Regions from separate parts of the Homo sapiens genome. Here all the other regions are linked to region 3. The links are chromatin contacts, found by Hi-C or POLR2A ChIA-PET in ENCODE. All regions are on one chromosome and are shown on one strand. The core of a region is the stretch at or near the end of the contact, and the rest is flanking DNA. Distances in the headings are between cores, read along the strand shown.

Region 1 (5,469 bases), core at 550-3,049, 360 kb after region 3:
AGAGAGACTGACACAGGCTACACCAACCTTAAGGGACACTTAGAGCAGTAGTTTGTGGAAGCTCAGGAGAATGAAAAGAAAATAAACGTTTCTTTCCACAGAACTGCAAATGGCAACCTCCAGAGAAAATGGCATCAACAAAAAAGATCATTTGTATGTTTTCCTCATAAAAAGGATCAGGGACAACGTGTAAGAGCAGGTACCAGGGTATTCTTGTCAGCCTGTCACTGGCCAGCTCAAAACTACCCCACCTGGTTTGATTGCATTCTTTCCTGAAAATCCTAAGCCACTGTGCTTGGTAAAACTCAATTACACGGGGTCTTGTGTGTTTCGCTGTTGTTGCCTAGGCTGGAGTGCAATGGCGTGATCTTGGCTCACTGCAACCTCCACCTCCCGGGTTCAAGCAACCCTCCTGGCTCAGCCTCCCAAGTAGCTGGGATTACAGGCGCCCACCACCACGTCCGGCTAGCTTTTGTATTTTTAGTAGAGACAGGGTTTTGCCATGTTGGTCAGGCTGGTCTCGAACTCCTGACCTCAGGTGATCCACCTGCCTCAGCCTCCCAAAGTGCTGGGATTACAGGTGTGGGCCACCACTCCTGGCCAGAGTCTTGTATATTTATCCTATAATTTTTATCTTGTATTGACTTTGCCTTGTTTTTGTCTTAGCTTCCCAAGCAGATGTAAGCTACTTGAGTGCAGGGACCATGTTTCATGTTTTCCTGTTTTCTCTTAGCAAAAAAGAGGAGAGGGAAAAGGGACATCTAGGATGCTTCCTGAGTTTTCTTCCTGGGCAGCACCATTTACTGAGATAGGAATAAAGGTAACAAAGATAGTGGCTGGTGGTTGTTAGGCTGTGTATGTTTCTGAAGAGCTCTGTACTATACATATTAAGATATTTACATGATTCTGAACCTGAGATGTCTGGTAGGCAACTAGACACATAGGCATGATGAGCCCACCAACAGCTTCCCTTCGATCTGAGAGGCCTTCACATGAATACTAACCTTTGTCCAGGTGTCATTAAAAGGCCCTGTTATAACAGCTAACTTTACAATATAGCAATAAAATCAGTTTTGGCTGTGCCTCAAAGTTATCCAGCTTCCTACTTTTTTTTCTGGAATTTTTCTTAATAGCACATAAGTATTTATTTTATTATTTTATTTTGAGATAGAGTCTCCCTCTGTCGCCCAGGCTGGAGTGCAGTGACACAATCTTGGCTCACGGCAACCGCCACCTCCCGGGTTCAAGCAATTCTTGGGCCTCAGCCCCCCAAGTACCTGGGATTACAGGCATGTGCCACCACACCCAGCTAATTTTTGTATTTTTACTAGCGATGGGGTTTTACACCCTGTTGGCCAGGCTGGTCTTAAGCGCCTGACCTCAGGTGATCCACCAGCCTCGGCTTCCCAAAGTGCTGGGATTACAGGTGTGAGCCACAGCACCCGGCCAATAGCACCTAAATTTAGATGAATTTCACTTTATCATTTGAATATTTTAAAAATGAATCTCAACTTCCTGATATTTAATTCTATTACTATTTTTTTATGTTAAAAAATAGGTGTTAGCCAGTTTTTCCTGTTTTAAACAGCTTGTCTTTACTTTTGCTTCTAGTTATTCAATTTTTCCGAGACCTTAGATTTGTAACAAACCCTAAATATAGCACTTGCATTAACTTAGAATATTGTTGGGCAGCTAGTAGGGAAACCAGAGAGAGGCAATTTTCTGTTCTGCAAACCATTTCCTCAACTTGGCCTAAGGTCCAGGAAGCACTGTTTTAGTTCGGTGCAGATTATAGTCTGTATCATACGATGTCCTTCACATCTGACTAAATAAGGTCTTTATAAGAACAGTAATTCATAACAGATGTTGAAATGACTTGAGCTCATGCTAGTTCATGCTGCTTCTGCTCATCAAGAGGACTCTGTAATAGTCAAGTGAATTATTCGTTAATCAGAAATACCTGAAAACCACCACTAAAGCACAGTAAGATCCTAGGGATTGGTTAATGGGAGGAAGTACTCCCACTTCTCATAAAGGAAAAGAAAAAACTGGATTTCCAATACTTAAATTAGTTTTCAGTTTATCTCCTTGGTGAGAAACGGTGTGCATGACCTTGACCACTGTCTTCCTATCTTCAGTTCCATGCCCAATTGTTAAGGGTGTGGTAAAAGGATAAGATAATATTCATAAACCCTTTAAAAGCTACAGTTTAAGAATGATTGTTGTTTCATAACCCCATCTTTAATGATTTACTCAATATTTATCTACATCATAGGTTAGACACAGCTTAACTTGCCTACCAAGTCAATAACACAACATTTAATTTCTGATGGAAAGCATTCCTGTGGTTAATACTGGTGGGTGGGCAATGCTTATGTTATCTTAGAGTTAAAGATCAAGTGGAGAAGAGATTTGGCATGGAGGTGAAGTGACAAGTCTGAGAGTCTAGAATTTAGGAGTGATGAATTTAGGTATTTACTCTCTAACTACCAATAACTGCTTGATGAGCAAAGGCAATATCACTGATGACCAAAATACATTCTTCTTGACTGAAAAAAGATCAATAGCCACAGAGAATGATGTTTGGATAGGAGCTAATCTTAATAGCAGAAACAGGGAGTCCCAGGAAAACAGAAGGGGAAAGCAAGCTTTAGAGAGCTGACTATAGTCAAGGGTTGTAAATTACTATGGCTTGACTCTTTAAATAAAACAAAAATGCTTCCTCACCCCCTCTTCAAGGCATAACAAGTTATATTTTTTGCCAGACAATAATCTGAAATTGTGTCCCCTAGTTTACTCACTTCTTCTCCTTTAAGCACAGAAAGTATAAGTATAGTCAGGAGGGCCTGAAAAAATCTGCTGACAAGTCCTTGCTCTACACGGAGAAATTTATCTACTCTTGGCTATTTCACATCTGTTGTATCCTCCACACCTGAATATAAGGATATTCCAAGGTTATGACAAAGTTGTGTAGACATAATGGAGAAGGTTGGCATGGGGTGTGGAAATTTTATTTTTCCACTCTTTAGAAAGCCATAGGTGTACTTTAAAACCCCTGAACAAACTTTTCTTTCCACAGAACTGGCTTAGGAGAAGCAGTGAAAGGGTAGGCAAAAGTGAATACAGGAAAGTGAGAAATGAAGTTCATAAAAATCACAGGCTGTTAAATATGTGATTTCCAGGTGGTTGAAATCCAAATTATCTAAATTTGGATGTAGATAGAACCTAGATACAGAAAAAGCAATTTTCAAAATTGGGGTTAAATTATCCCCTTTCCCAGAGATCAGAATCATGGAGAATGGTGAGGGGTTGAAACCAGGATGTATCTCTTCACCCCTATAGAAGTCCCAGCCTCAGTGACACCATTGCTAATGGCAACATGGTATTTGTTCAAGTGTGTGGAGGTACTGATCTAAAGCAAAGGGCATGCAATCCCTTTGTAATTGCTAAGTTTACCATGTTCTTAACCACATTCACTAAAAGAGCAGAATAAAGGTTCAAAAATAATGAACTAATAATCGAAACTGGGGGAAAAATAGGTGTTTCAGAGGGAGCTTACTGGGCATGAAGCCATAGTTTGCTACCTTTCTGCATCTTAAGGCTTAATATCCCTAGATAAGGGACAGAGTAGATCTCCTAAATATCACAGAAGCACTTTAAGGCTTATATATTGTATCTCCTATTTTTCTTCATTTTAACTAGATTGTCAAATTTATTAAATTACAATAAAAAATATAACTATCAAGAAGATTCTCATGTTCATTCTTTAACATATTTTTACCCTACAGACAAATGTACCCAGGATGCCAAAATACAATCAGAAAGTTACTTGGAGAGCAGGAAGTCAGAGCAAGGGTCATTAAGCACAGCAGGTCAATGCCTCCATTTGCTCTCTGGAAATGTGATGGCCTCAGAAAACAGACATCTCTGACAAACTACTTCTGTGGTTTTTTTCCCCTACCAAATTGATTTTTGTTTCTAACTTCATCATCCTTGGTAAGACTATGCAAAATCTAACGTATATATGGTGTTAATTTTTTAAAAAAAGGGAGGGTTCAGAGGCAGTGAGAGATGTGAGATTTTGGACTGGATGACATACATTTAAAAATATTTTTAAAATATTTTTAATATTTTACCCCTTTACCTCATTGATACTCATAAGGTGAGCAGTAACACTAAATTTTTATTTTTTTAAGTATTTTTAAAGTGTGAGGATAAGCAAGGTATTTTATATTTATCATCCTCTCTGGGGTGCTATAAGAATTAATAGTCCTTTATAACTATTCCCCACCCCACCCCTCTCTAGAAACACTCAAGGCTACAGCTGGAGATGTTCTGGGGGTAGAACTGAACTAAGTATTAATAAAATCATCTGTACGTTCAAGTTTTTACTCAGGAATCTTGGAAGACAAAATGTAACTGAATGTGTAGGCACACATGCAGACGTAAGAGTTATAAGGCCTGTTATTTAGATACTCTATGCTAGATATTCTACCTCAATTTTTATTATTAGTTTCATCACTTCCCTTGCCTCCAATACACCATCCAGTTTTAACTACAAGGGTTGACTTTCTTTGGAAAATGCTATATTGTATATCTCTGCCCCTCGTTTCTCATTTTAGAGTCAGCGTCACATTATCCAGAATTGCCAACTTCCTAAAGCCCAAATCTCATCTGGTTACTTTCCTGCATGAAACCCCTATAAGCTCCCCACTGCTTACACAACCCTCCTCAGCACCCTGTCCCTGGTGCTGCATTAGGTAGTTTCTCCTCTACTCTCACAGTCTGCTTGTATCTTTTGTTAAACAGTACTTATGCTGCTTTGTAACTATTGACCTAACCGTCTTCTCCATGGACTGTGAACCTCCTCTAGGTCAAGGACTTTGTCCTTTCCAATTTGGTAGCCTCAGTGCCTAAAGCTTGGGGCTCAACTCATGGCAGGCATTAAGTCAGTCACAAATGGACTATTCAAATAAATTATTATGTAGTGAAAATAATTCTCCCAAATGCATTTTTCAAGGGAATTGAAAGGGGTAGAGGAAACATTTTTACATATAATCAGAAGGGAAAAGAATAACCTTTCAAAAAAAATGAGTTCAACGAGGCAGGGAAAGAAGGGAATTTTGAAGGGCAGACAGTAAGTATGTAGGTTTTGACTAAGCACACAGGCAGTCCAAGTGTGCTCTCTAAGGTACCAGGAAAACTGGGATGAAATGGTTTACATAATGGCTTTAAAACACCACTAGGTTTTCAACAGCAATCCAGAACAAGAAATACTTTTTACAAAGTGACCCAGTACACACATTCCAATTTGTATGTATATATGTATGATGATGTAAGTTTTGATGAAACATTATTTATCCTTACTATAATCCTATGTACTCTGATTCTGTTTCTTTTTTAAAATGCTGGCTAGAGCTGTGCGTGGTGGCTCACGCCTGTAATTCTAATACTTTGGGAGGCCGAGGC
Region 2 (5,115 bases), core at 689-3,188, 300 kb after region 3:
CATGAAGACACAAATGTGATTTTTGCACCAGCAGTGTAGTGTTCTTCACATGAATCTACTATGACCCAGATAACAAAACCCCTTTTGTTGGATATTTGTTTCCAATTTTTTTTTACTGTCATAAACAGCACCAGTGCTAACACCCCCTCACTGAAATCGCCAGTCAGAGAGCGGTGCGTTTTTAGGACTCTTGCTGCCTTTTGCCTGATGGTCTTCCAAGAAAATCTGTTTCCTTTGCACTCCCATTGACCATGTGAGAAGGTGGCCTTCTTGCTTCCCTGGGTCAGCACTGAGTATGGTGCTGAAATCCTGGCTGATTGGTATTTGGTATCTGAGCACATGTGGAGGATTGGACATAGATGCATTTGACAAACAGGAATGGAGAGCTGGGACTTCTTCAGCAGACACCTCCCAATGAAAGACTCTGGCCAGCTCCTGACCTCTGACCTCTTCCTGTGCTCTGGGGTTGATCCCTCCAGGCCTCCAAAGCTGAGCTTTTCTCCCCCCACCCCCAGGACCAGCGATGAGGCTTCTATTTGTTATTTCTTGCATTACCAGCAAGGCTGGCCTTTTCTTCACAAGCACATCAACCACTGCGGGCCTTTTCCTGGGCCTGGCCTGCCCCGTCTTCACCCTGTTTTCTACTGCAGAGTTAGTGTCCTACAAACCTCATGAGTCCTTGCTTTCTCCTTGGAGCCTCCTAGCAGCCCTGAGAATAATGGGATGGGTGGGGCAGCCTACCTTCTTTGACTGAAGATGGTGAAGTTCAGAGCCTGCGAAAATCTTTTAACTTCTCTAAACCTCAGTTTTGTCATCTGTGAAATGGGACTACTTGGGTATGTGGACGAGGACTGCCTCGAGGATCAAACGAGATGGGTGGGAAGTCAGTTTGTATGATGCAGAGCGAGGGGTAAGGATGAGCACAGCCCTCCTTTTGCTCCTCTCTGGGGCTTTGGGAAGTGGGGGAGAGCTGTCCTGCAGGCTGTAGTTAGTTGGGGGGTGGAGATCCTGTGCTGGAGCTCAGCTTGGCTCAGCTCCTGGCATTGGGCCACTGCTTAGCACCTTCAGGCTGGAGGCATGAATGGTCAACAATGAAGGGAAGAGGGGGAGGTTCAGAGCATCTTGAATCCCAAGCTCTATCCTGTAGAAATGGGAACCTTGGGAAGCTTCGGGCTTAGGAGGATTTCGGTGGGCTTGGTTTTAAGGACAGTGACTTGGATAGCAGTGAGTAGAGTGGAGGCCAGAAGGGAGGTCCAAGGTGCAGAGAACAGACAGAAGAGGCTGCAGCAGGAGCCCGGGCATGGGTGGTGGTGCACAGTCGGCGGGTGGCATGAGAGTGCAAGGAAAGCAAGCTGTGAGAGAGCAGCGGTGGCACTGGCTGCAGAGGGAGGAGGAGAAGCGACATCAGGGTGCGGAGCCTGGAAGGCAGGAAGGCAGAGGGGTGCTGATGGAATGAGGGGGAACTGGTTGGGCAGTCTGGCTGTGAATCAGCTTCACAGCCCATGCCAGCAGGTGGACAGGGGGCCCTGGGAGCTGGCAGGGCCCGGTAACGTGCAAATCAGATCTATTTGGCCAGGAAAGAGCAGAGCAGGGAGGGGAAGGCAGGGGCCCAGGGAGTGTCCATGGACAAGGAGGAGGCTGGGAGGGTGAGAAGGGAAGCGAGAAGGGAACCGAGAGAGGCCACGTGACTATTGGCTTTTTACCAAGTCCTCTGGGTGGCACCTCCCCAGATGGCTTCAACAACGTACATATTTTCTCCTCCCATAAGTGATTCTGGGCCCATCGTGTGGCCTATGTGGAGGAGAGGAAATGAGAGCGAAGTCCCTGGCTGCAGGGAAGGCTGTCCCCAGCATGGGGCACCACCAGAGGTGGAGATGGGCACTAACGCCGCTGTGTTCTCTCTGCAGCTATTTGGACGGGAACCAGTTCACGCTGGTTCCGGGACAGCTGTCTACCTTCAAGTACCTGCAGCTCGTGTAAGTATCCAGGCCGCTTGAGGACAGGAGGGCCTTTGGCATCTAACCATCAGGACTCCGGCTTTCCTGGAATTTCCTACGGACCTCACTTCTGGGCAGATCCTGCTTCTTTTCCTTTCCCTGCTCCCCTCTGGGAACAGCTGTGCCTAGAGCTGTTTTGCCACCTAGTGGCCACGATTGGCAATTACATAGTTCCAGGCCATGTTGGGTTGGACCTGCCTCCTCCTCCTGCCCACGCCGTCTCCCCAAAGCTCCCCCGTGAGGCTGGTCGTGACTGTTAAAAGGGTTATCCTGGTCGGGCGGGCACGGTGGCTCACACCTGTAATCCCAGCACTTTGGGAGGCTGAGGCGGACGGATAACCTCTCGAACTCATGTTGGAGTTCGAGACCAGCCTGATCAACATGGAGAAACCCCATCTTTCCTAAAAATACAAAATTAGCCGGGCATGGTGGCACATGCCTGTAATCCCAGCTACTCGGGAGGCTGAGGTAGGAGAATCGCTTGAACCCGGGAGGTGGAGGCTGCAGTGAGCCAAGATCGCACCATTGCACTCCAGCCTGGGCAACAAGAGCAAAACTCCGTCACACACACACACATACACACACACACACACACACACACACACACACACACACACACACACACACAAAGGGGGTTATTCTTGCAAGGTTAGGAGCCAAGGAGCCAGGAAAAGTGGAGGGTGATGGAAAGCTTCTCGGTCCAGCTCAGCTCTCAAACCAAGTATGAACTATGGCAGCTACAAATACATACCTGTAACTAAGTTTTTCTTCAGGCTACGCCTCTGCTTTTCTATTATTTCCACCTTTGACCCCTTCTACTCCATGAAAATATACAAAATAAGCCTCAGGATAATAAGTTCAGCTCCTTTTAGTTTTCTAGCCTACCTAGCTCCTCACTTCAATTGTCTTTATCTGCTCCTTGGCCAGATTCTACCAAAAAGAAGTCCAGAGAACATTCCACCTTAGTGTGATTTGGAGCAGTCCCACTCCAAGTGCAATCTACGGGCCCACATCAGTCCCAGAACTGTTTGTAATGGGTTTGTAATTAGATATGGCGCTTACACCAGAATCTAAATCAATGTATTGCTTCCTTTGTTGAGAAAGTCTTGCTATGGAAACAATGTTCGCGTAAACTAAGCTAGGTGTGGTGACCGGATCTTGGCCCAAGTTTCTTATTGTGGGTTGGTGAAATTTAGTTCAAGGACTGGCTACTTTGGGCGGCTCTGGCTTACAGAATTTTGAAGCTCCAATTTATCTGTCTTTGCTTAATGACCTGGCCAATGTGTGTTGAATGTTCCAATGGGAGGGGTGGAGAAGGGATGGAGTAGTGTGATTCAGTGGCTGGTGTCAGAGTGCTTTGAGCCAGTGAAACTGCCTCTTGGGGGCTGAAGTACCACCACCTCCTCATCACAGGGGAGGACCACAAAGTGTGTTGAACATTCAGTAGAGCACTTAAATGTATCTCCAAAGACAGTGGAATGATTTAGAATTAGATTAGAGGAACGTTCAGGAGGAGAAGATGAAGGCACGGCACATCGTTGCATTTTCTAAATGTTTCCTGAGCTGAGAGCGCATGAAGTGGGCAGACGTGAAGGCCCCGAAGTCATGGCCCCCTCTCCAGACTGTCATGGTTTAGGGAGGATGCAGGGGAGGGGAGGGAGCGCATAAAGTCGTGTGGGTGATAAGGGTTCCAACAGAGGTCAATGCTGATTAGGGCTGTGGCTCAAGGAGGATGTGATCAACTCAGGGAGGCGGCTTGCGGGGAGGGCATCTTGGAACACGAGCTGGAGTTCATTGGTGGGCAGAGGGAATAAGCTGTCTGGGGCCACAGAGTGTAGTCTGCTCAGAGAACTTCAAGAAGCTTAGTGAATCCTAAGCCTGGGAAGTCTTCGGAGCAGGGAGCAGAGGGAGGGAGGGGCAGGGGCTAGACCCAGGAGTGCCGACAGGTGGCCAGCTAGAGGGCCTGGAGTCCACATGCTAGGCACATGGGTGCCACTGTGGGGTTTCGTCAGCTTTGTGTCATAGAGAAATTGCTCTGGTGCCACCCTCATGGCAGATGGATCAAAAGGGGCAAAGCAGTGGGTGAGAGATGAGGTCAGAATCCCAGGCAGGAGCCAGAGAGAGAGGACGCTGGCTCAGGAGGAGGGCACGGTGCGAGAGGTGACCAGGGCCACCAGCCAGGGGCGGATCAGATGGGTGGGATGAGAGGGCAGATGTGTGGGCAGGCAGCATTATGGAGCTGGAGCCTGGGGGATGGGGCGTGGTAGGGAGAACAAGATGCGGGCGGAGTTTGAGTATCTGTGGGCATCAGGAGGAGGAGTTCATGAGAGGACAGGCTGGGGCCATGGGGAGGGGGGCACTGTCAGCACAGGGGCGTCCCCGAGGGCACCCAGATTGGACTAAACAGGGCACAGATGGGCTTTAGCAATCCCCATGCCTCTGGGCTGAGTACAAAGGAAGCTTCTACCAGAGACTGAGGAGGCACAGCCAAAGGCCCCCAAAGACAGTCGGGAGCGGAGGAAAGCGGGTGGCGGGAGTTTTGAGAAGAGAAGAGAGATCAGTTGTGTCAGATGCCACAGGTGACTCGGAGAGGCCATGGCAGCAACCTGGGCTTGTGGCCAGTGGACCGGCTTTGAATCTGGCTCTGCCTCCGACCAGCTGGTGACCCTTCAAGAGTCATGGATCCCTCTGAGACTCTGGGTCTTTGTCAAATGGGGCTGCCCTCTCCCTCATAGGACTGCCTCGTAGGGAGGGCTTCTGAACGAGCCCACCTAAGGTGCTGGCAGGAGAGAAAGGAGAGAGTGCTGGATCTGGTCGGGAGGCCACCAACACCCTGGTGGGAGTGTTCCCATGGTAAAAAGGGGCAGAGCCAGGCTCTGCTTGCAGAGGGATGGGGGTGAGGGTCAGGAAATGGAGGCACCAAGCCCTGGTACCTGAGGGAGTTGAGGGAGCAGCGCAGCACTGTAGCTAAGCAAGCGCTGAGACCCGAGGCTGTGCACCAGGGCTCCTCTCCACCCCTGGCCAACCTGGCTGGGGAATGGCCCTGGGCAGAGTGAGGGAGGGGAAGAAGCCCGTGAATGTGAGCCAGGGCTGAGTGAGTTCTTTCTAAATCATGATG
Region 3 (5,222 bases), core at 2,553-5,052:
AGAGGCACGGAAGGATAAAGTGACCCCATCCAGGTGGTATTCCCAAGCCTAGTGTTCATCCCACTGTACTGTAGCTAATGTCTCTGAGGGCAGGTAACTTGAAACAAGGTCTGTGTGGAAAGCAAACTCCTTGCAGAGAATTTCAACGCAATCTAAGTGAATGCAGAAAACCCTTGAATTCTGTTCTTCCCTGGGCGATTGTGAATGCTGTCCGAGAGTGTGTCTTTCCAGGCAGGGAGCCAGTGTGCTGGGCTCACAAGTTCTCATCGCTTCCCTTTTTGATACCGTCTCATTACTTTTAATTGCATCTGAGTCTTTCTAGCATCTTGTATTTTGCTTCCTAATCCAGGGCATTTCTCTGCCTCCCACTGGTCCAGCACAGCACTTCTCTCTCTCAGAGCTCTCCAGAGAGGTGCCCCCAGAAAATGGAGCTGGTCTTCTGTAATGAATTCATCTCTGTAATGAATAGTATAATATCCAAGTCCCAGCATATTTACATAGCAATCTTCACACAAAAGCAACATTACAAAGGGAAGATTTTTTTTTTTTAAAGAATGCCATCTCAAAGCTCCATTTCCTATAGTACGAAGAACACTATTGGAATTACCCTGACAGGAAAACAAAAACAACTTCCAGGGATGCTGGGTGAGAGACAATAGTTAAACCAGACCCATTAATGTTTAAAATCAATGGAGCATAAAACTGCTTTTCTCTACTTACAGCCAGGCATCATCATACAGAAAGGAGGAAAACATTACCATTTTAACTCTACTGAAATCCGTAAGCCCTCCCCTAATTTTCATTCCTCTCGAAATTCTCCAGTAAGTACCATCGGAATGAAAATGAGAATCAGTCTCTCCGGGGGGAATGGCTTCCAGTCCTCATCAGTAAAGTGTGTGAACAGCCCTCGGGAGATGGAGGTGGGAGGCTGCCCACTGGGAAAGTCTCCATCACTCAAACCTGCAGAACTAGTTGCGGAGACTCACTGTGGGGCATGGGAGCCTCCGGGCTGACTTCAGTAAAGCCCTACACAATCCCAGGTCAGGGTAGACCTGAGGCAGAATTTAAGAAACCTGGCAAGTGCACAGAAGTAATACCCTCAGGGTACGTTTCACCTAGTGGGCTGCATGGGGGGGATCTTCAACATTATTATGTTAAATGCTCCCCAGGGGGGACTCGCTGGAATTGAGCCAGACCTCTGTTAGTAAACCGCTGGACCTAATCCTACATTTGTGTAATGCCTGACAACACCCGTTCCCATTATCTTATTTGATCCTGAAAACAATCCTCAGAGGGAGGCCAGGCAGGGATTATTTCTCCTATTTACAAGTGAAAACACTTGTAAACTGATTTGCCTGGAGTCCCACACCCAGGATGTGGCAGGAATGAGACTTGGATCTAGGTCTTTGTACAACCTGTTCTGGGTTCTTTTGACTTCACACAACAGACTGATCAAAACATTCCCAGCCCCACCCACTCCTCACAACCACCAGCTTAACCAGCAACTGGAAACTCACCAGACAGCTTGTGTTTATGCTACCCTCACACCTCTGTCCTAGTGAAGAAACACACCTTTGGCTGGCAAGCTCTCCAGGAAAAAATTAATTTCATGTCATCTCCTTGAAACAAAGACCAACATTAATCCCAGATGGATTTGAAAAAAAAATCAAGGCATTTGAAAAATCTAAAGAAAATAGAATGGAATATTTAATAACTTTCTGGCAGCAAGGAGACTCCAAATTTAGCATCGTGTTAGAAATTTCAAAGAGATTTTAAAATTTGCCTACATGAAAATTTGGTTTTAGTGGGGGAAAAAATGACTGTACAGAGCCAACAAAAGCCTGGAGACGTATTTGCGGCAAAATATGAAAAGGGTTAACATTTGGTATGTAAAGGAGTCATGCAAATACGTAAGAAACACTCCCTAGGAAAATCTTATTAGGAAATAGACAATTCATAAGAAAGGAAGTACAGTTTGTTAACAAACATTTAGAAAACTGCTCTACCTAACTGAAATCAAAGATATGCAAACTGAAGGGAGAAAATTTCCCTATATAATCCGCAAAAAAAAAAAAATTCAATAATACTCAAATACTAGTGAAGGTGTAATGATGTATGCTCAAGCATTAATGATGGTAGAGTACATTTACCTAACTCTTGGAAAGACACTTCCTGAACATTTATCAGTAAACCTTAAAATACCCAACTACTGTGACTTAAAATTCCACTCCTGGGAATATGCCCTAAGGAAAGAATCATCAATATCTTAAAGTGTCGCGCACAAAAATGTTAGTTACACACTTAACGATGGTGAAATTAGGCAAATGTTAAAAACATAGGCACTTGATGGAAACTTATGTAATCATTAAAATGTTTTCAAAGTGCATGCAATAACACGAAAAACGTTTATGATGTAAGGCAAAGTGGAAAAGTGTGTAACACTGTATGCATGTGTTTGTATACTACACTTTCATAGAACAAAGGCTAAAAAGGAAAAAAATTTAAATGTGAACCATGAGAGATTTTTTCCATCCCTTATATTTTTCTTTTTTTTTTTGAGACGGAGTCTCGCTTTGTTGCCCAGGCTGGAGTGCAGTGGCGTGATCTCGGCTCACTGCAACCTCCGCCTCCAGGGTTCAAACCATTCTCCTGCCTCAGTCTCCCGAGTAGCTGGGATTACAGGCGCCCGCCACCACGCCCGGCTAATTTTTGTATTTTTAGCAGAGATGGGGTTTCACCATGTTGGCCAGACTGGTCTGGAACTCCTGACCTCAGGTGATCCGCCCGCCTCGGCCTCCCAAAGTGTTGGGATCACAGGCATGAGCCACCCACCGCTCCTGGCCAATCCCCTATATTTCTATTTGAACCTTAAAAAAAAAAAAAGACCCTTCTTTAGCCGAGCGGCGGTGAGTCCTATTCTCATGATATGTCCGGGGGCTTGAAGACTGCGGGAGGGAAAGCCTCTGGGACCTCACCTCAGAGCGATTCTGCTCTGCTTCAAAGCGTCCCCTCTTAGGCCGGGCGCGGCGGCTGACGCCAGTAACCCCAACACTTTCGGAGGCCGAGGAGCGAGGACTCCTTGAGCCCAAGAGTTCGAGACCAGCCTGGGCAATATAGTGAGACCCCCCCCCCCCACCACCGTCTCTACAAAAAAAATTTTTTTAATTAGCCAGGCGTGGTGGCCGCGCCTGTGGTCCCAGCTGCTCCGGAGGCTTAAAGTGGGATGATTACTTAAGCCAGAGTTCGAGGCTGCAGTCAGCCGTGTTCGCGCCACTATACTTCAGCCTGGGCGACAGAGACCTTTTCTAAATAATAAATAAGTAAATAAGTAACGTGCCGCCTCTTCACTCCCAATTCCCTCCGCCTTTCCCCGCCCCGCCTCGTCGAAGCCGGACCCGCGGCGGCCCGCCCCTCCCCCACGACCAGGGCCGGGAACTGCGGGTGCGCGGGGCGGGAGTCGGGCGGGCTTAGGCGCGGCCGACACGTGGGGAGGGAGGCCGCGGCCCAGGAGGCGGGCCCGGAGTGGGTGTGGGTGTGTCCGTGCGTGGGAGAAACCAACCTCAGCCTCCTCCGAGGCGCCACGTTTCAGCACGGCTCGTTGGGCCCGGGAGGTCGGAAATCAGTCCCCACGCCCCGGACCCCCTCCTGGAGGGACAACGAACACAGGCGCGGGACGGCTTCGGTCACCGCCCGCGCCGCCCTTTGCCCCCGTGCCTGCTCGCGCGTCACCCCCGCCCCGGTGCGGTGGTAGGGCCCGGCGCGACGTCACCCATTGTTTACAAATCAACCCGAGCCGGCAGGATTCCGGCTCCAGCGGCTGCAGGCGCGTGGCTCGAGTGCCTGGCGGGCTCCGGCTTCCGCGTCCGCCCCTGCTCCGGCTTCGCCCGCAGCTCCGCGCCCGCGGGCAACCAAGCCCCCAGCGAAGCCCGCACAGCTCCGGGTGCCAGGACGGGGGGCCATGCCGTGCCGGAGGGAGGAGGAAGAGGAAGCCGGCGAGGAGGCGGAGGGGGAGGAAGAGGAGGACGACAGCTTCCTCCTGCTGCAGCAGTCGGTGACGCTGGGCAGCTCGGGCGAGGTGGACCGGCTGGTGGCCCAGATCGGCGAGACGCTGCAGCTGGACGCGGCGCAGGACAGCCCGGCCTCGCCGTGCGCGCCCCCGGGGGTGCCGCTGCGGGCCCCGGGGCCCCTGGCTGCGGCGGTGCCGGCGGACAAGGCCCGGCCCCCGGCGGTGCCGCTGCTGCTGCCGCCCGCTTCGGCTGAGACGGTGGGCCCGGCGCCCTCTGGGGCCCTGCGCTGCGCCCTAGGGGACCGCGGCCGCGTGCGCGGACGCGCTGCGCCCTACTGCGTGGCGGAGGTCGCCGCAGGCCCCAGCGCGCTGCCGGGGCCGTGCCGGCGAGGATGGCTCAGGGACGCGGTCACCTCCCGCCGCTTGCAGCAGCGCCGATGGACCCAAGCCGGGGCACGCGCCGGCGACGACGACCCGCATCGGCTCCTCCAGCAGCTCGTGCTCTCGGGAAACCTCATCAAGGAAGCCGTGCGGAGACTCCAACGAGCCGTCGCCGCGGTTGCAGCCACGGGCCCCGCAAGCGCCCCTGGGCCCGGGGGAGGCCGCAGCGGACCTGACCGCATTGCCCTGCAGCCCTCAGGCTCCTTGCTCTGACGCAGGCCTCCTGGAGGAGGAAGTGGAGGCCGCTGCGTAGACCCAACAGCGTCCAGTTCCTACTAACTCTGAGCTGAAGCCGACGTCGCCAGCCTGGGAGCGACCACTTTGGCTGCGGGGAGGCGCGTGGGGAGAGATCTCAACCAGAGAAGTTACCAGCCGCGGCGAGGCCGTCGGAGAAAACTTAAGCGTGGAGAAATGTATGCGCCAGGGTGCTTCCGTGGGGCATGAGAATTTCCCGGGCCATCCAAGCCCAAGGACCTGGGATAAACTGGGAGAACTATGGCAGCTACTTGCATCGACTTGTACCTCACTTAGCCCTTGGGGGCGTCGTGAGCTTGGATTGTTTAAGGAGGGCTCAGGGGTAGGAATCGCGATGGCTTTATAACAATACTTGAAAACTAACGACACGCATACATTTTCTTATTTTCTGGTGGAGGAGCTTAGTAAGTGGTGCTACAATTGCTGTGCAAAGAAATTCCAGAGGGGAGAAGAATGTAAAAGTTTGGTGGTGGGTGGCTTGGCATTGCCCCTTTTTCCCACCGATTCGGTGGCTGGTGAA
Region 4 (5,265 bases), core at 2,453-4,952, 300 kb before region 3:
AAAATAAAGCACTTAGCATAGTGTTTTGTACATAAAGAGCACTCAACATATGGTAGCTTTTTGAAAAAAAATCACTGCTGATGTTACTGTTGATGTTGTTTTTGTTTTTATGCTTAAAGTCACCAGCAGACTAGAGGTATGGGCTTTCACGAATCATGGCCAGTCACATAGTCACCAATATTTCATAATCATTCTTTCTTGAATCAAATTATTGCCACTGCTAACTAGAAATACCAAATTGAAAGCACTATTGTTTAATTATATGTATGGGAATGTCTTAAACATTTTTGGCCAGACAAACCATTCTAAACAAAAGTCGTACAGAAGGTTAAATTGCCCCTTTCAGTTATAATACATGCACTTCCTTTTCCTATCTAGACCTCAATAATCAACTGATGCCTGGCTCTTGTGGCCCAGGGTCTGTAGCCACATAGATAATCTTTTGGTATCATTCATCTCATTTAGCCCATAAGCTTCAAATTATGGTAAAGGAAAGGTCCCAGATTTAGAGTTCTCCCTGGAATTCTGAGTTTTTTCTCCACAGAAACCCCTCAGAGTCTTTTATTTTATCTAAAAAAATTTTTTGGCCAGGCACAGTGGCTCACGCCTGTAATCCCAGCACTTTGGGAGGCCGAAGCGGGTGGATCACGAGGTCAGGAGTTCGAGACCAGCCTGGTCAAGATGGTGAAACCCTGTCTCTACTAAAAATACAAAAATTAGCCGGCTCTGTCACTCAGGCTGGAGTGCAGTTGTGCAATCTCAGCTCACCGCAACCTCCGCCTCCCGGGTTCAAGCGATTCTCCTGCCTCAGCCTCCTGAGTAGCTGGGACTACAGGCGCGGGCCACCACATCCGGCTAATTTTTGTATTTTTCAGTAGAGACGGGGTTTCACCATGTTGGCCAGGATGGTCTCGATCTGTTGACCTCATGATCCGCCCACCTCGGCCTCCCAAAGTGCTGGGATTACAGGCATGAGCCACCACACCCGGCCTAGACATTGTTTTAAATGCATTACATGGATTAACTCATGGAACCAGCTTTATAGTATCCTGTGATGTTGGAAACCCAGACCCAGGGAGGTAAAGGTAATGTGCCCATGGTCATTCAGCTGGTAAATGGCAGAGCCGGATCCAAATCCAGGCAGACTGTTTCCATGCTCTTAACACTATGTTGATTCTTATTAAATATCCCTATGAAATATGTCTCATATTTACCCCCTTTCTTTCATCTCCACTGATGCTACATGAAACTTCCAGGATGTGTTAGTTGCATTATTACAATAACTTCTGAGTTTGTTACTTTGCTTCCAATCTCTCACTGGTCATCTCTGAGTGTCACTGTCAGATTAATTTTCATAAAATACTGCTTGTAGTGTGTCATTCCCCTGGCCAAGAAACTACATTTTATTTATTTATTTATTTATTTATTTATTTATTTATTTATTTATTTATGTTTTGAGACAGGGTCTCTGTTAACCAGGCTCAAGCAGTTCTCTTGCCTTAACCTCCCGAGTGCTGGCACCACAGGCACTTGTCACCACACTCAGCTAATTATAAAGGCCATAAGAGTAACAATCATGGCTTTTCAAGCCTGACAGAACCTAGCATCATGCTGTACTCACATTGTTTAAGAAATAAACATATGGATACACAGATTGATGTGAGTGGTATTTGGGAAGATTTGCTCCAATCTTGGCACTATATTTTATTTATTTATTTATTTATCTAGTGAACCAGAAATAAAATTATAAGCCCCCCAATCAAATGAATGGCCTCCTCTTCTGGGCCAAGGGCATTCCTAAATTAACCTGAAAAACTATTTGAGGCCATGATGAGAAGTGGGAGTCAGACATGCCTCATTATTTTCTCCTGCTTTTGGAATTCAGGACCAGCATTTAACATTAAAGCAGAGATCTTAAGGTTGACACAGCAGACTCTTTGTAGCAATGATACCAACATTGACAGATAGCAGGCCCCATCTGTCATGATAGCAGGCAAAGGTGTCTTTTATGGTGAAAATCTACATTCTGTAGAAAATCCCCTTCCCTTTCCAGGTCTTTTTCCTGATCCAGGGGAGAACTAACTAAGAGTCTGATACCTTTCTAAATCTGATAATAAACACTGGCCAGCCTTGGTGGCTCACACGTGTAATCCTAGCACTTTGGGAGGCAGAGATGGGAGGATCACTTGAGCCCAGGAGTTCAATACCAGCCTGGGCAACATGACAAAACACCATCTCTACAAAAAATACAAAAATAAGCCAGGCATAGTGGAATGAACCAGTAGTCTCAGCTACTTAGGAGGCTGAGGTGGGAGGATAACTTGAGCCTGGGAGGTCAAGGCTGCAGTAAGCCGTGATCCAGCTACTGCACTCCAGACTGGGTGACAGAGGGAGACCCTGTCTCAAAACAAAAAAAAAAATAAAGAAACATTTACAATCTATGCTCTCTGGAGCCTGCTACCTGTAGCCTTCTCTGCATAATAAAAACCTTGATTTCCACAATTCCTTGTGTGTGTGTGTGTGTGTGTGTGTGTGTGTGTGTGCGTGCATATCTTAGTAACAATTCCTTAACTTAACCCAGACATTCCCTTCTGTGGGTTCCAGGTCTTTAAACTCTTTCAACCAATTGTCAATCAGGACATCTTTGAATCCACCTACATCCTGGAACTTGCCACCCCCACCCCCACTTTCGGGACCAAGCCAATGTATATTTTACATGTATTGATTGATGTCTTACGTCTCCCTAAAATGTATAAAATCAAGTGGTGTCCCGACTATTTTGGACACACATTCTTAGGACCTTCTAAGGCTGTGTCACGGGCATGTCCTTAACATTGGCAAAATAAACTCCTAAATTGATTGAGACCTGTCTCAGATACTTTTTGGTTTGCAATTTATTTATTTGAGACAGGGTCTTGCTAGGTCGCCCAGGCTGGGGTACAGTGGCAGAATCATGGCTTATTGCAGCCTCAACCTCCTGGGCTCAAGGGATCCTCCCACCTCAGCCTCCTGAGTAGCTGTGACTACAGGCACCCACCACTAGGCTGGGTAATTTTTTTCTTCTGTAGATACGGAGTCTCCCTGCGTTGCCCAGGCTGATCTAGAACTCTTGGGCTCAAGCCTCCCGCACTCCTGAGCTCAAGCCGCGGCCTCCCGAAGTGCTGGGATTACAGATGTGAGCCACTGCGCCTGGCCAGGTACTATATTTTAAACAAAAAGGATCTAGATAATGACAAGGACAGCACAAATTCCTATAATGAATGCAAAAGTGTCTTGATATCACAATGTCTAGCACAGAGTTATTGGAGGCTATCCTGCCTAGCGCGTTACAATTTACAAAGCTGCCTCTCTGAAGCTGGATTTAGGATCTGCCTTAAACTCCGCGGCGGGGCCCTTGACAGCAGTGGGGACTGGAGCAAGATCAGAGCCGCTCGCGTTGATGGTCACTGTTGCTTCGGGCGCAGGTTTGGTTTTCTTTGGGGTTGCCATTTCAACTAGACGGCCTCTGGGTAGGCCAGATCTGGATCCTCTGTCTTTATCTGCGTTGCAGAGGTGGGACCACCCCTCTTTCACATAGTCAGCCCGGGTTCGCAAACACTCGGCCCCGCACAAAGATGGCGTGGAGCCGGGCTGGGCCAATGCGGAGTGGCGTTGCTCCCGGTTGCCTAGGTAACAGCCAATGGGCAGCGGGAATTGTACCCAGTGCGGTCGCCCAGGATGGCGGCGTCAAGTGGGGCAATCGCTGGTGGAGGTGGCGGAGAGCAAGGTGGCAGCCGGGAGCCCATCAGAGGAAAAGTCCGAGGCGCTGGAACCCTGCGTCCAGGCGTGACGGTCATCCCGAAAGGCCGGCCCCAGGTTGGCTGGAGGCGCAGGAGGGAGGGGGCCGGGAAAGAGTGTGATCGGTCAGGTGGGCACTGAGGAACGGAGCACGAGATGACCCGGCTCGGGGGCGCGGCTCCACCTCGGATACGCTGACCTGAGGGCGGTTGCCTGTGGGGGACCCAAACCTGAACCCTTTAGTCTCCACCGCGGGGGTCGAGGCCCGGGAGAGCTGACTGGACTGGGGTTAGCGAGCAGAGGGTGGAGGGTTGCATCAGGGGAATTGGCAGACCTGTGTGAGCGTTAGACCCTGCCGGGCGGGAGAGCGGGCCCGGATAGCAGGAAGGAACGCGCCTGGAAGGTGAAAATGGGGTGCGAGAAGGTGTTGCCTTGTTGTGGTCTAGGGCTTTGTTTTCCCTGAGCCCGCCTTTATCTCACTGGTGGAGAGAACTCCCACATATGGAAGCCTGGGGAATGGGATGCTTCATTTAGTTGATGGGTGGTATCCCTGCATTCTAGCATCTCTGAACTGCTTAGGTACCAGCAGGAATAACTGCTATATCGGAGTCCAGCCCTGGCATTCCCTTTCCCGTGAAATAGGATAGTATTCTGGCAGTATTACTCCCTAGTCCCAATCACCCCCAGGTCATCATCGCCTTTAAATAAAAAAAAAAAAAAATCTTTTTGGCGCCAGTATTTTCTTCCCACTTTCTTCAATCTAACCATCCCACAGTCTTCCCTAAACGAACCCTTCATATAGCAACGATACATTTCTTTACTTTTCACATGAGGAAAGAGGAGGTTAGACTTATAATGAAAAACAGTTATTTCGAGCTCCTTTTAAAACACTTAAAAAAAAATATTTAGGCCGGGCGCGGTGGCTCACGCCTGTAATCCCAACACTTTGGGAGGCCGAGGCGGGTGGATCACGAAGTCAGGAGTTCAAAACTAGCTTGGCCAAGATGGTGAAACCTCGTCTCTACTAAAAATACAAAAATTAGCCAAGCATGGTGGCACGTGCCTGTAATCCCAACTACCCAGGAGGCTGAGGCAGGAGAATTGCTTGAACCTGGGAGGCGGCGGTTGCAGTGAGCCAAGATCCTGCCACTGCACTCCAGCATGGGGGACAGAGCAAGACTCCGTCTCAAAAAAAAAAAAAAAAAAAAAAAAGGGGAGTATTATTTGACTTTTTGTTCTAGGTTCCTAACAAGGCTAATCTTTGTTCATCAAAGCCTTCATTTTCTTCTCTTTAGGATTCTAAAAGCTTATGAACTGCTTTCTTTATTACTGAAATAATTTGACAAGACTATTGTACCCTGGGAAGGGTGGTTCTGGGGGGACATGTGGGTAGTTAGGGTGGCTGCCTCCACCCAGTATTCTCTAACTGGATCTCCCCCACCGCCCCAACCTTTTGTTTTGTTTTGCTTTTCTTTTCTTTTTTTTGAG
Region 5 (4,963 bases), core at 301-2,800, 500 kb after region 3:
TCTCACCGCATGAAATTGCCGCTGAATGGACACCAGAAAGCAGGATTTGCATAATTCCTTCCAACGAAACCCTGTCGGGAAGGAGGGAATGAGGGGCCCAAGCGAACGGATAGACTCTCCTAGATTCTGCCGGGAAAGACCTGGTTCCCAAGAATATTCCCCTGGGGGAGAAGGGGCTGGAATTCTGGGCCTCCCCGAGGACTGGGCGTGGGGGACAGCGGACGACGAGAGGGCATCTCCCCACACACCAGCAGCACCGAAGCAAAGACGGGGAAGTAACAATGCTGGAGGACAGGAGAGTCAGACACAAGGATGGACTGGGGCTAGGGGGCGGCGGGCGGAGCGGAGACACCACACGGGCCACTTACTTTTTGGAGGGGGGTTAAATATATGAGTTAAGCCCTTATGGTCCCGCCGGCCGCCGCACAGAGGGAAACGGGACCTTGGGAGAGAAAAACAGACAAAACACACAGTGTGAGAGGCGCAGCTCGGCCGCCCGGCCCCTCCCGGGGCGCCCCCGTCCGCGCTCCCTCCGGCCCGCAGGGAAAAAGCCACCCGAGGGCGGCCCAAGGTCCGGGAGGCGGGGGGCGGACGGGGCATTCGGGCGAGGCTGCGGCTCCGGCCAATCCCCGGGAGGGGACGAGAGCGACCCCCGCCGGGGCTCCTCGGTCGGACCCGGTCCCACCCCCTCCTCCCGCAGCACGACACCGAACACAAATACGCACACACCGACCCGTGCGTCGAGGATTAACTCCCCGGCCACCGCCGCCCGCTGAGGAAGTGCAGCCGCTGCCCCCCGCGGCCATGACACCCCACTTGGCTCGGTCAGGCGCACCCGGGGACTGTGACAGCTCCAGCTCCCTCCGCCCCCATCTCCACCTCACGCTTCGCACACGCCCGAGCGCCGGGCGCCCGCCTGCAGCCCGCCGCGCGTGCACGCAGACCCGGGGGCGCGCCCCGCGCGTGGGGGAGGGGTGGCGCAGGAGGAGGACGGCGGCGGCCACAGCGCGGGTGGGGGCCGAGCACGCCCGCGCCCCTCGCGCCTCCCCCAGTACAGCGGCAGCGCCGCGAGGCGAGTCGCCACAATAAGCCGGCGGCGGCGCCGGGGCGCCGGGCCTGGAGCGGGAGCAGGGGCGGGAGCGGGGAGGGAGGGGAGCGAGCAGGCGGGGATGGAGAGCGGGAGGGGGAGGAACCCGCGCTCCCGCCGAGAGCCAGCCCCGGGGAGGCGCGCGGAGGGGAGGGGCCGGCGCGCGCTCGGCCGAGCAGGGGAGCCCGCCTGGAGGTCGCGCGCGCTCACACTCCGGGGGGTGGGGGAAGGGGGGACGCTCGAGCCAAAGAGGGCGGGCGGGCCGGAGCAGCAATTGCCACTTCCCCAGCTTCCTCCCTGGTCTGGGGCGACCGGCGGCGGGGCGGCCGGAGGGGCGGCGGCGGTCGGCGGAGGGTCTCACCTACACAGTGAATGAGCTTGTGGCGCCACGAATCCAGTTCTTGCCGAAAGCCGCGTCTCTCAACGGAGCATTGCTGCCGCCTACACACCCTCGCCATCTTCTGCCGCCCGCCCGGCCCAGCCTCCGCCGCGGCCCCGCGCACGCCCAGCCGCGTCGCCCGGGGCCGCGCACGCACCCGCGGCCCGGGCGTCGCGCCTCCTGCCGGGGGCGGTGCGGGGGCAGGGCCGGCCTCACCTCACCGTGGCCCCGGCGTGGCCCGGGGGCGGCCTGGGCCCGCTCACCCGCCCCGCGCGCCGCCCGCCGGGCTGCGATCCCGCCGTCCTTCTACGCGGCTGCCGCCGCCTCTGGCCGCCCGGGACGGCGCCTTCCCACAGCCGGAAGTCAGTCCCGCTGGCCCCGCGCCGCCTTCGCACTGTCCCCCAAGGCCACGGCTGCCCCCGCCCTCCCCGGGGCTTTTTGTTTTTTACGCCAGCCCCATTTATCACTTCCAACCTGCCTATCGCCCGGCACCAACTGTTGCAAGTTCCGTAATAACTGCTGCTATGAACTTCTCCGTCGAAACTGCTCCTCCCCAGAGCCTGTTTAAGAAGCAGAAATAAGAATAAATTCCCGGATGCCGGTGGATGCACTGACCTCTAAGATTTTCAAAGGTGAAGTGGATACACGTTATTAAGTCATTGGGAGACATCGCCAACATTGGGAAACCTAGTAAAAAGTGGAAATCGAGCGTTTTAAATAAAAAAAAAAAAAGGTTTCTACTAGCAAGACTGATCGTAGGCGAACTTCTCAAGGAATTTTGGAATATTGTGCCAAAGTGAGAATATTTAATATTTCCAAAAGTAGACTTAACTAGGAATACTTAAAGCAGAGACTATTGGAAATGCTTTAATTTGGGATTTCAGGAAAGGGCTTGAAGAGAAATATTTTATATGAGCAAGCCTCTTGGAATAATTGAATCACCTTAATTTTGTCACTGTTACTTCGAAGAGAACGAGAAGAGAGAAGATGGGAAACGAAAGGAGAAAGGGAAAAGAAATGGGGTGGAAAGAAAAAAGCAGAAGAGATCGCCCTATACCAGTAGGCCTAGTACCCTAGGATTCTGGCCTCTTTCTCCCACCTTTGGTGTTTAAGATTAAGGACAGTGCATTCCTGCTTTTAGAAATTTAAATTTAAGTTTGAAGACTTAATTTTAATTACTGTAGTAGGTAAAGCAAAGTCGTTAAATACTTGACATCAGGATCCCATTGGAGTATTGATTTAGGTCTTTTCAAAGGTGGTGGTCCTGGTTCTCTGCACCAGCCACTGGCGGAATGGCGGAATGGTGTATCTACCAATGAACAGATGGACTGGGTGGGCCTCGGGTACGGGTGGCTTGAGATGCAAATGCAAGGGTAGGAAGGCACCTTCCCCCCCACCACTCCCAGCCCACCCCGCCAATCTTAAAACATTGATCTTTATAAAATTCGCAAACGTCCCACAGGATTTCATTGGCTTAAGAGTATTGTCAAATGAAGACGCCAGGAAGTATTGAGTTTCTGGGTACATAATACTGTCCTGAGTGTTGAAGGAAGAGGACTAATACGAGATTTTAAAAAATGGCTGTGGACAACCATCCTTCAGGTGTGATGGCAGGACATCTTGTATCACCTGAAACTTCCTTTTTTCGCCGCTAGGTGGTGGGTGTGAGTCTTTTGCGGCCTTTAAGTTTCTACGGTGTTTGGAGGAAATACGTTTCAGTTTCAAATAAATGAACAACGTGTAACTCTAAGATGAGTAAATAATCAATGTGTTTTCCAACCACCCCAAGTTAATTTGTTTAAAAAACAATCAAACCAAGGGTAATAATTCCTCGACATAATCTCTTAGTCCCAGACATATGGATTCAGAGAATCCTAGAGGCTTCAGAGATCAATTTTGTAACTTAAGATATGAAATTGGAAGCCCAGACAAGTAAGGTGATTTGACCAAGATTACATAGTTGCTGGGTAGAGAAAGGGCAACAAAAGCCAGGAGACAAGTTTCCCAATTTCCAATTTAATGCTAGTTTTACTACTCTACTCTGAGTTCCAATTTCTGCTTCACTTATTTTGAGTTGGGAACTAACTCATGGTTGACCTATCACAAAGACCTATTTGGAAGAAAGGATAGGGAGGCAATAGTAACAGCTAATATTCATTGAGCACCTATTATATGTTTATCATTGTTTCATTCCATCCAGATAATAATGCTATGAGTATATATTTACCACATTTTCCAAGTTAGGGACACAAGACTCAGATGAGTTAAATACATTTGTCAAGATCACATAGCTACCAAATTCTAACTAAGATCTCTGTGACTCTAAACCCCTCTAAATTGTCTTACAAGTAGAAAGTTGGCTTGGCGCGGTGGCTCACGCCTGTAATCTCTGCACTTTGGGAGGCTGAAGTGGGCAGATCACTTGAGGTCAGGAGTTCAAGACCAGCCTGGCCAACATGGTGAAACCCCGTCTCCACTAAAAATACAAAAATTAGCTAGGCATGGTGGTGGGCACCTGTAATCCCAGCTACTCAAGAGGCTGAGGCAGGAGAATCCGTTGAACCCAGGAAGTGGAGGTGGCAGTGAGCCGAGATCGTGCCACTGCACTCCAGCCTGGGCGACAGAGCTGAGACTCCATCTTGATAAATAAATAAATAATAAGTAAATAAATAAATAGTCTTACAAGTAGAAAATAGACTCTGCAACTGGAGGATTCACTTAACTCTACATGACATGTTCCGAGCACAGTTAAGCAGTTGGACATTCTGTGTTCCTATCACATGGCAGGCGGTGTCCCAGGCACCGAGGACATAGATAGATAAGACAGAATTTCTGACCTCTGTTGCTTTGGGCTACTGTTAAAGAGGGCCTTAGCTGTAAACTCTTACATTCTAGGGAGGGGCAGGTAATATAACATGGCAGTTAATAGGGTCTGAAGACAGCTGGGTTGGAATTCTGGCTCCATTTTTCAGTGGCTGTGTGACCTTGACATATTAACTTTTCTGGTCATTAATTTCCTCATGTGAAAAAGAGGATAATAATAGTCTGCAAGATGGGGTTTGTGTGAAAATGAAATGAAACTATTCACGTACAGTGCTAGCACATTCTTAGCATGAAATGAGCATCTGTTCTCTGATTAGGCCTTCCTAAGCTCCTATCTGTTTGCCCAGTCTGCAGGATGATGGGAAACCAAGATGCTTCTGCAGTTTGGAGTTAATCTGTGAGAGTATGAAGGAATGATAGCAATGACCTCAGCCTTTGAAAACAACCTCTGAGCCATGTTCTATAGTTCTCACAATGGCAGAAAAGGAATGTCAGGGAAGGGGAGTAGGACTTGGCTTGTCAGCATTAGATCAACTACTACCTGGTGTCTGATTAAAGATGGCTTGCAACATAGAAATGATCATTGACAAATGGGAGGATGAAATGATTGGGGCCTTCTAAAAAAAGCATGTCCTAATGGGAGGCTTTTTTAAAAAAACATAGTCAACTTCAAA

Evidence for each region. Hi-C counts contacts between places; a loop is a spot of excess contacts on that map. ChIA-PET counts read pairs that join two places held with the same protein, here RNA polymerase II (POLR2A). Pooled maps may share reads with other maps.
Region 1: a loop to region 3 is called in a pooled map, with 2.1 times the contacts of the local background. The contact joins the enhancer-like site here to the promoter of FRAT2 in region 3. A Hi-C loop is called at or near these places in 1 of 37 single-sample maps with no recorded cell type and 2 of 50 pooled maps. POLR2A ChIA-PET finds 5 or more read pairs at or near these places in 1 of 52 experiments (activated CD4-positive, alpha-beta T cell).
Region 2: a loop to region 3 is called in a map of mammary epithelial cell, with 6 times the contacts of the local background. The contact joins the enhancer-like site here to the promoter of FRAT2 in region 3. A Hi-C loop is called at or near these places in 1 of 168 maps with a recorded cell type or tissue (mammary epithelial cell) and 5 of 50 pooled maps. POLR2A ChIA-PET finds 5 or more read pairs at or near these places in 1 of 52 experiments (OCI-LY7).
Region 4: a loop to region 3 is called in a map of CD4-positive, alpha-beta T cell, with 4 times the contacts of the local background. The contact joins the promoter of MORN4 here to the promoter of FRAT2 in region 3. A Hi-C loop is called at or near these places in 5 of 168 maps with a recorded cell type or tissue (CD4-positive, alpha-beta T cell, CD8-positive, alpha-beta T cell and naive thymus-derived CD4-positive, alpha-beta T cell), 3 of 37 single-sample maps with no recorded cell type and 14 of 50 pooled maps. POLR2A ChIA-PET finds 5 or more read pairs at or near these places in 3 of 52 experiments (GM10248, RWPE1 and activated B cell).
Region 5: a loop to region 3 is called in a map of CD4-positive, alpha-beta T cell, with 7 times the contacts of the local background. The contact joins the promoter of LCOR here to the promoter of FRAT2 in region 3. A Hi-C loop is called at or near these places in 3 of 168 maps with a recorded cell type or tissue (CD4-positive, alpha-beta T cell, gastrocnemius medialis and naive thymus-derived CD4-positive, alpha-beta T cell), 2 of 37 single-sample maps with no recorded cell type and 20 of 50 pooled maps.

The regions. Positions count from the first base shown.
Region 1 is chr10:96,970,866-96,976,334 of GRCh38, reverse strand. The region is part of intron 7 of LCOR (ligand dependent nuclear receptor corepressor); the gene reads right to left. Among named protein-coding and RNA genes, the nearest start is that of SLIT1-AS1, 130 kb to the left of the region's middle. Within about 2 kb of position 1,799, at least 2 of the 41 ENCODE cell types and tissues checked have a DNase peak (open chromatin) inside an H3K27ac peak, as active enhancers do.
Region 2 is chr10:97,034,559-97,039,673 of GRCh38, reverse strand. SLIT1 (slit guidance ligand 1) reads left to right here. Exons shown (of 37, transcript NM_003061.3): 22 at 1,908-1,976. Among named protein-coding and RNA genes, the nearest start is that of SLIT1-AS1, 66 kb to the left of the region's middle. RefSeq lists enhancers at 1,092-1,592, 4,650-5,115. Within about 2 kb of position 1,938, at least 4 of the 41 ENCODE cell types and tissues checked have a DNase peak (open chromatin) inside an H3K27ac peak, as active enhancers do.
Region 3 is chr10:97,333,309-97,338,530 of GRCh38, reverse strand. It overlaps FRAT2 (FRAT regulator of Wnt signaling pathway 2), which reads left to right and starts at 3,802. Exons shown (of 1, transcript NM_012083.3): 1 at 3,802-5,222. The coding sequence starts at 3,959. The coding sequence ends at 4,660. LOC105378448 (a long non-coding RNA gene) reads right to left here and starts at 3,685. Exons shown (of 2, transcript NR_188201.1): 1 at 3,560-3,685. RefSeq lists enhancers at 1,128-1,646, 4,184-5,091 and silencers at 3,234-3,583, 3,714-3,863, 3,954-4,103, 4,444-4,573, 4,584-4,633.
Region 4 is chr10:97,631,937-97,637,201 of GRCh38, reverse strand. MORN4 (MORN repeat containing 4) reads left to right here and starts at 3,702. Exons shown (of 5, transcript NM_178832.4): 1 at 3,702-3,855. RefSeq lists an enhancer at 3,349-3,438.
Region 5 is chr10:96,828,885-96,833,847 of GRCh38, reverse strand. LCOR (ligand dependent nuclear receptor corepressor) reads right to left here and starts at 1,550. Exons shown (of 8, transcript NM_001346516.2): 1 at 1,449-1,550; 2 at 369-442. It overlaps LOC102723665 (a long non-coding RNA gene), which reads left to right and starts at 1,390. Exons shown (of 1, transcript NR_135921.1): 1 at 1,390-3,216. RefSeq lists enhancers at 1-310, 311-1,026, 1,027-1,741, silencers at 488-727, 768-827, 868-1,587, 1,598-1,647, 1,668-1,967 and a cis regulatory region at 3,003-3,202.